2 separate regions of the Homo sapiens genome follow, and region 1 is linked to region 2. Evidence: read pairs that join two places in POLR2A ChIA-PET (ENCODE). Cell type or tissue: endothelial cell of umbilical vein. All regions are shown on one strand. Region 1 overlaps LOC124906300 (a long non-coding RNA gene). Region 2 overlaps PPM1L (protein phosphatase, Mg2+/Mn2+ dependent 1L).

Evidence for each region. ChIA-PET counts read pairs that join two places held together with the same protein. Peaks named below come from ENCODE experiments on the same cell type or tissue, not always from the same donor. Only the 100,000 strongest peaks of a DNase experiment are listed, where the experiment ranks them.
Region 1: POLR2A ChIA-PET joins it to region 2 with 5 read pairs; 2 of 35 experiments call an interaction of 5 or more read pairs at or near these places.

The regions. Positions count from the first base shown.
Region 1 is chr3:161,169,579-161,173,578 of GRCh38, forward strand. All of the region lies in intron 1 of LOC124906300 (a long non-coding RNA gene), which reads left to right. It overlaps LOC105374186 (a long non-coding RNA gene), which reads right to left. Exons shown (of 5, transcript XR_007096149.1): 5 at 3,910-3,990. Among named protein-coding and RNA genes, the nearest start is that of NMD3, 50 kb to the right of the region's middle. In endothelial cell of umbilical vein, CTCF peaks have their summits at 2,269 (motif pointing left) and 2,477; DNase peaks (open chromatin) are centred at 1,713, 2,193 and 2,323.
Region 2 is chr3:161,068,147-161,072,146 of GRCh38, forward strand. PPM1L (protein phosphatase, Mg2+/Mn2+ dependent 1L) reads left to right here. Exons shown (of 4, transcript NM_139245.4): 4 at 665-4,000. The coding sequence ends at 1,011. Among named protein-coding and RNA genes, the nearest start is that of B3GALNT1, 35 kb to the right of the region's middle. RefSeq lists an enhancer at 1,550-1,599. In endothelial cell of umbilical vein, no CTCF peak of the experiment used is centred here; a DNase peak (open chromatin) is centred at 1,895; H3K27ac peaks cover 2,274 bases.

The DNA.
Region 1 (4,000 bases), 100 kb after region 2:
TGAATTGGATGTGGTGAAGGGGCTGGAGCTCCTATCCTCCTTCAGAAGCAAGGCAGATCAGTGAATCCGCATAAGGGTATTAATGGTCTGAATTAGGAGAAAAGCCATGAAAATGAGTGGACACAAATAACCATTATATTTAACAAAGATAGTATAGCTTTGCTGTGGAATGTGTGAATAATAATCAGAGTTTAAAATGTTGGCAAAATGTTAAATACTTCTAGTAAAATGCAGCATGGTTTTTAAATAGTTAATTTTAAATAGTTAATTTTTAAGTGGAGGAAGGAAGAAGAATATGAAGATGGGGAAGTGTTAAGTTTGTTATTTTTAAAAATTTTTATTTTACTTTAAGTTCCGGGATACATGTGGCAGAACATGCAGGTTTGTTACATAGGTGAGCATGTACTATGGTGGTTTGCTGCACCTATCAACCTGTCACCTAGGTATTAAGCCCTACATGCATTCTGACGCTCTCCCTCCCCTCACCCCACCAACAAGCCCTGGTATGTGTTGTTCCCCTCCCTGTGTCCATGTGATCTCATTGTTCAGCTCCCACTTATGAGTGAGAACATGCAGTATTTGGTTTTCTGTTCCTGTGTTAGTTTGCTGAGGATGATGGCTTCCAGCTTCATGTCTCTGCAAAGGATATGATCCCATTCCTTTTTACGGCTCCATAGTATTCTATGGTGTATATGTACCACATTTTATTTATCCAGTCTATCATTGATAGGCATTTGGGTTGGTTCCATGTCTTTGCCTTTGCTATTGTGAATAGTGCTGCAATAAACATACATGTGCATGTATCTTTATAATAGAATGATTTATATTCCTTTGGGTGTATACCCAGTAATGGGATTGCTGGGTCAAGTTGGTTATTTTTAGTTTTTAAAAAAATGCTTTCTGTCAGCTCTGGAGGGCTGCTAGCCCACAGTCCAATAGTTAGGATGGATTCCTCTGCTAGGTCCAAGCTGTGTGTGATGGGGTGACACGGCTGGTCCCTCAGAGCAGGATGAGGAACAGTCCACTTAGGGATAGAGTTGGTGTGCAAAAAGAGGTGCTGTGTGGGTCCAGTGTAAGAGAAACAAATCTGAAATCTAGCATTGAAATGCTATTAAAAGAAGAGGCCCCATGGACTACTGTTTGGAAAATTCCATAAAACAATAGGGTCCCAGTTCTCTAGAAGATGGTGAAGACAGAAATTGGACTCAAGGGATGCTGAAAGGGGATTATGATATAGAGAAAGACAGTCCTATAAATCTGGAAATTGTTTTGTACAATTGTCATCTCCTGGATGATCTGGTCATGACCATCAGCCCCATTCACAGTCATGGAATATGTTCTTAGTGAGCCGTTACCAATTGCAAAGCACTGTTACAAACACCAAGGGGCCTACCATGCCACTGAAGGAGAAGGAGCTAACATTTTTTGAGGATCTCCTATATTCAAGGTACATTACTAGAGACCATGCAAATGTTATTTGATTTAATTTTTTTTAACATCTACAACTTTTTAAGCTTGGTCACAATTAGTAGGACTTTTTCTCTGTCCAAGCACAGTATTGGCCACTTCCTTACTTTGTGACTCTTGAATAAATTGTTTTTCCCCAGACACACAAAGGGGGCAACTACTTTCCTCCAGAGGTCAATAGTTGAGATGAGGGACTTGCTCTGTTGGCAAATCTGAAATCTCACCCAGCCAAGCTTCTGACTCATCTTTCCTGTCCTCAGTGCCTCCTGATCTGTGAGCTCTTGGTTCTGGCCCATCCCCAGGCCAGTGAGCTCACTCTAAACTGTTGCTGCTGCTTCTCCTCAGATAGCTACGTCCTTCTAACCGGAGCCTACAATCTATTTGGGGAGCTTTGGCTTCTAAAACTTCCCCTTCCAATGCATGGGAAGCACTTTTCATCACAAAAGACAATAATTTTGAAAAAACTAATAAATAAATAAATAAATAAATCCTCTGAAACACAGAATTTAAAAATGAAAAAATTTGTCTACTTTGGGTAAATGCTTCTTTACCATTAAGAGAGATTGTGTCTTAGATCTCCTAAGGTTAACACAAAAGATTATAAAAACTATTAAGGATTTGGAGTCATTATGTTCATTACTGTTTTTTAAAATTACATTTTAATTTTAGCATTGAATGCTTTGCTGCTATGAAAGATAATAGGATTAATACTGGGAGGTAGGGTGACCAACAATCCCAGTTTGCCTAGGAGTGAGGAGTACCTTGGGATTTGGGAATTTTTGCACTAAAACCAGTACAGTTGGTCCCCCTAGTGGAAAGCATCTTGGTATAGTTGCTAAGACTGTAGATTCTAACACCTTCATTTAAGGCTTTGCTCTTCAATGTACTACCTATTTATCATAAGCAATGTACTACCTATTTATTACAAGCAAATTACCTATTTTTATGTCTCTATTTTCTCTTCTGTAAAATGAGGATAAAACAGTAACTACCCCCAAAGAGTTGTTGTGAAATTGAATGAGTTACTATATGGAAATGTAGTGTGGCAGGACCCCACCAGGTTAGTTAAAGGTTTATGTCTACTGCTTGAATCCTGAAGGCTAGGCAATGAGCCAAGGTCTTGGTGCTCAGCAGAAGGGCAGGTGTCCTTGAGAACCCAAACATCCTGGAGCATAGCTGGAAACATAATAGTGGACAAAGAGCCAGAAAATTAACTTAAAAGCAGTTTAGAGAAGAGCAGTGGGGTAGATCTTGTAGTTGTCCTGCTGCTGCCCAGGAATGCCCTGTGTGTAAGTCCTGATTAACTCATCTGCTTACCAAGCCGGACTTGTCCAAGTCATTCTTTGGTCTCTCAACTATTTCCCACCACCCCACCCCACCCCACCCCACCCCTCCCACCCCAGGTTTTTCTTGTAACACAACAGTACCGACAATGTAATGAACACCAAATAAATGCCAGCTGTCATTGCTAAGTCCTACCCCTTTTCCCTGATTGTATTTGTTTATATATTTTTTTACTACCCCAGCTTTTGATCCTTCATTTTACATTTACATAGATTCATTGTTTACTACTTGCCCTTCAACTATGTCTTTTCCAATACTGAGTTTTCCAATCTTTAAAAAAAAGTTTAAAAGTTGCTACATAATATTTTGCATATTTATAGGGTAATAAGATAATATGTGATATTTTGTTATATATATAGAATGTGTAATGATCAAGTCAGGGTATTTATTTGACATGTCTATCACTTTGAGTATTTATCATTTCTATGTGTTGGGAACAATTCAAGTCCTCTCTTCCAGCTACTTTGAAATACAGAATATATTGTTGTTAACTGTAGTCACTCTACTCTACTGTTGACAATGGAACTTAAACTTTTTATTGGTGTGTTTGTAACCATTAACCCACCTCTCTTCATTCCCCTTCCCACCCACCCACTTTTCCCAGCCTCTAGCATCTATCATATGAGATCAACTTTTTTTATGAGATCAACTTTTTTTTATGAGATCAACTTTTTTTAGCTCCCATATATGAGTGAGAACATGCAATATTTGTCTTTCTGTGTCTGGCTTATTTCACTTATAATAATCTCCAGTTCCATCCATGTTGCCACAAATGAGTTTTAAAATCTTGATTCATTTCTTGGCTGGCTGAGTTTTATAATCAATTAAACTTTTCACAGAGAGCTCATAGGTGCTTCTATTAGTGTGCTGTAGCTGCTATTTTAAAAATGCCATCAGGCGCGGTGGCTCACACCAGTAATCCCAGCACTCTGGGAAGCCATAGGTGGGCGGATCACCTGAGGTTAGGAGTTCAAGACCAGGCTGACCAACATGGTGAAACCCTTTCTCTACAAAAAATACAAAAATTGCCTGGGCTTGATGGCGGGTGCCTCTAATTCCAGCTACTCGGGAGGCTGAGGCAGGAGAGTTGCTTGAACGTGGGAGAATCGCTTGAATGCAGGAGGCAGAGGTTGCAGTGAGCCGAGGTCGCGCCATTGCAGTGACAGTGCGAGACTCCATCTAAGAAACA
Region 2 (4,000 bases):
TTATGTGGAATAAGACCTTCATTTCTCAACAACCCAATAAAATAGATACTGTCTCTATTTTGTAGCCAGGGAGACTGAGGATCAGAGAAAGAGTTTCTCATCCAAAGTGAGACATGGTTAGAAGAGACAGAGCCAGGAATCACATTCAAGTAGTCTGACCTGAGCCTTTAATGACTATACTAGTGTGTGCTTTTTCTTAATCTTGATCCTATTTGGGGGGACAGAGCTGTTTTGAGACCTATATAGGCACACTTATGAGTGGCCTCAGGCCAAATGATATATACGGTGCCTGTTCACCTGCCTTTCAGCATTCCTTTGCCACTCTCCTCAAATCCCTACCCTCATGCTCTCTACTGTCAATCACTGAGCCACCACGGTGTTAAGTTAAAAACCAATGCCCTCCCCCATATGTATCCGCCACCTTCAGTACTCTTATTGATATATTATTGAAATCCTTCAAGATGCCAGGATGAGGGTATGAGGATCAACTGGTAGAGTATAAAACCCCAGGCCATGCAGTGGGTCCCAGGAGTGATGGGGTTAAGGGGAGTGCCCACAGCCCAGTTCACATGAAGTAGGTCACCCTGTTGCGCACGTACCTAGACTATCCCAGGTAAGTGAGATATCAGCTGGTCAAACTAATGGGCTCATCCTGTCTTTCTAGGTGGTTTCATCAGTTTCAATGGCTCCTGGAGGGTCCAGGGAATCCTGGCCATGTCTCGGTCCCTGGGGGATTATCCGCTGAAAAATCTCAACGTGGTCATCCCAGACCCAGACATCCTGACCTTTGACCTGGACAAGCTTCAGCCTGAGTTCATGATCTTGGCATCAGATGGTCTCTGGGATGCTTTCAGCAATGAAGAAGCAGTTCGATTCATCAAGGAGCGCTTGGATGAACCTCACTTTGGGGCCAAGAGCATAGTTTTACAGTCATTTTACAGAGGCTGCCCTGACAATATAACAGTCATGGTGGTGAAGTTCAGAAATAGCAGCAAAACAGAAGAGCAGTGAACCCTTCAGGGGTCTCAGCTGCCTTAGACTAAAGGACTTTCAACACACTGGTCTCTTTTAATTTAGTGAAAAGTGTGGGAGTTGTAATTAGGATCATCCACCCCAGACATGGAATCCCCCCTCCCTGGTGGTCTTAGGTCTATAATCAGTGACGAACAGAGGGTGCCCTTGGCCAATGTAGTTAAGAAACTGGAAAATGGTTTCTTCATGTTTTCCCAACTCTTTCATCCAGTGTCCAAAATATATAAGTAAATAGCTGTAGAGTCACATATATGAAGTGAATAGCATATGTGTCATTTAGTCTCCCTGAAGATTCTTTTCAAGATCCTGTTCAGGGTCCTCCAGGCATCAGCTGTTGTGTCCTCTCTTTGTAACAGTGGACAGGACAGACCACCCAGTGCTGCAGGAGACAGGCCACTGCGTCACCTGTGAGTGGTCAGGGGCTGATGTGGCAACACCCTCTGCCAAGAGACAGAGCTGTCCTGAGAATGCTTTGTCCTTCTGAGCCCATGTTTTCTGCTCAGTAGCAGCTTGGAAGCAGATTTGGAATGGTTTACTATTTTGGCTGCTCTTGGGGACTGCGAGAAGCAGAGAGAATGAGAGACCAGTGGCAACTGCCTGCACAGCAGAGATAACCCTCTTCCCTTGCTTCCTTTAATAGTTAAATAGACTTTGTATACCACCTGACCAGCCTTTGTGCATTTATCCTAATCATGCATGACCGTTAACCTTTTGCTTAGTCCTTACCATATGTAATAGGCAGCTGTTAAATTCACCAACAGATACCCTGATTTTTCATCTTACGTGACCAAGAAACCACGTTAGGGGAAATGAAAAAAGCAAGCCACAATACCATGATTCCTTCCATTTTCAACAGTAGATGAAGGAAATGATACTGAATGAGTCACAGTGTTCCCTGGCAAGTAAGCTGTTTGCATTGAGAAAGGAGTGAGCTGGTGAGGTTACCACCCTGAATTGAGCTCCAGCTGCCAGTTTTTGTGTTTTTCCTTGCCCCTTTCCAAGTGGTTTTCAAGTGTCAGGCAGTGTTCTGAGAAGCAGCAGCCTATAACTGTATGTGTGTTCCTTGAAGCCAGGTGCAGAGTTCCCAGCTACTGCAGCTTGGGATTTGGTGGGAAACTACTGGGATAAGCTTCTCCTTGACAATGGAAAGGCAGCAGTCTTCAACATTTGGTTGCAAATCTCCATCCACATCAGGGAGCTTTCCCCAGGCAAATACAAACCGCCCCGTGGCCTGCAGGCCTGCAGGGGAGGCAGCAAAGGGACCTGGCAGTTGCAACACAGTAAGTCAGGAATTCAAGCGTGAACCCATATTGATAAGTGGGCCAGAATTATTTAGGGGCCTGGCTTGCTGCTCTCCATTTCCTGTATCGCTAATTTATCATTTTTCCAACCTTGGTATTTTATATTATTTAGAGAAAATGCTGGGTCACTCTCTTTGCCTAAGGTGACTCAAACAGCCAAACGAAACTTCCGTTGCCTCCCAGCCCTCTGTATCCACCTGGTTTTGTTCTTTCCCTGTGAGCATTTGTGGTTATAGCTTCCCATATGCCACATTCACCGGCCACCTCCTCGCCGTGGAACCCTGCCCTCTCCCCTCCTGCTGCTGTAGAGTTTTCCCAAAGCAGTGTCCAGGAGAGAATTTGAGAGAGTGAAGAAATTGCCTTGTAGATGTGGAGGGCTGCAATCTGTCTTGATTTCTCCAAGCACTTAACTTTCTTTGACTGCACTGAGAATTGCTAATGATTTCCCATGAGATTTGCTTACTTTTGTATACTGTATTTTCCAGCATTACAGAACCTTGGTTATTGTTTTTTAGCCATAGAATCTTCTAGTAAAAAATATCTGCCACCATTTTAGATTTAAGCATTTGCCTATGGGGAGACACTGAATATGTGGATGTGTGTATTAATATTTGGGGTGGGGACAGGGAAGGGAATGTGGAAAACAAATGCTGGCTGTGAGCAGTGCTGAGATGGCCAGGCCAGGCGGCTGAGTTTGCTTGGAAATTCAGGACATTCTGACTCCTAAGAGTTGCCCCCACCCACCATCAAACTGAAATCAGCACCAATGGTGTCAGCACTTTACAGCCCATAGCCAACTTTCTTTATTTTTAACGTAGCACAAAAATGTATAATAGCAAGGAAAAGACATTTTTAAATTCCGGTTATTTTTATTGTCTAAAATGAAAGCAACAGTGTTTTGATAAAGATGAAAAAGAAAAGCTACTAAATTAGTAAATCAGTGGTTACGTGCCCTGCAGAATTTCTTAACAGATGGTGCTGAGTGCACGAGTTACATAACTTTCTCTCTAATTGAGGTTCACAAGGCGTCTTCTAAATTTTGCTTTGTACAATTAATTCATTTCTGATGTTAACCAAATAGAGTGTATATATCCTACTCCCATTACTGCCTCTTTCCCCCCTACTATGGCTTGTAGATTTTCAAAAGATAGAAGTTCTAGGCAAAACTGTAGCAGTTTCATTAATAGTTGTTAGGATAGTTATATCTAAAATCAGAGTATTTTGTTCCCTTCCTTCTGGAGCTCTCTCTCCCTAGCCCTTTTCCAGCTGTTGGGGATGTGCAGACATCACTCCTGGGGGTGCCCTATGGTACACTGGCTGCTCCCCAGGGACCTGGGAATGCTGAATCTAGCCATTAGGGAAATTGATTTGAGATGTTTGCATGTGAAGCTTCCCTAAGCAGCACTGCCAAAGCTTTGGAATTGTCACCCAAGGCTTCCTAGACTCCCTAGCTAGCTCGAGTTCGAATTGCCAATAGTCCCCATGGTGCCAAATTTTGGGATGGTTTTACAGTCTTTTAGAAATGAAGACAGGAATGGCCATGTGCTTCTGAGACCCCAGCACGATGCCAGGCCCAGGTCTCCATTAATGCAGTGCTCTGCTGCTGCTCCACTGGCAATTTGTACTCTTAACATAGGTTGGGGGAGGGACAGCTAGGGAAATTTTTT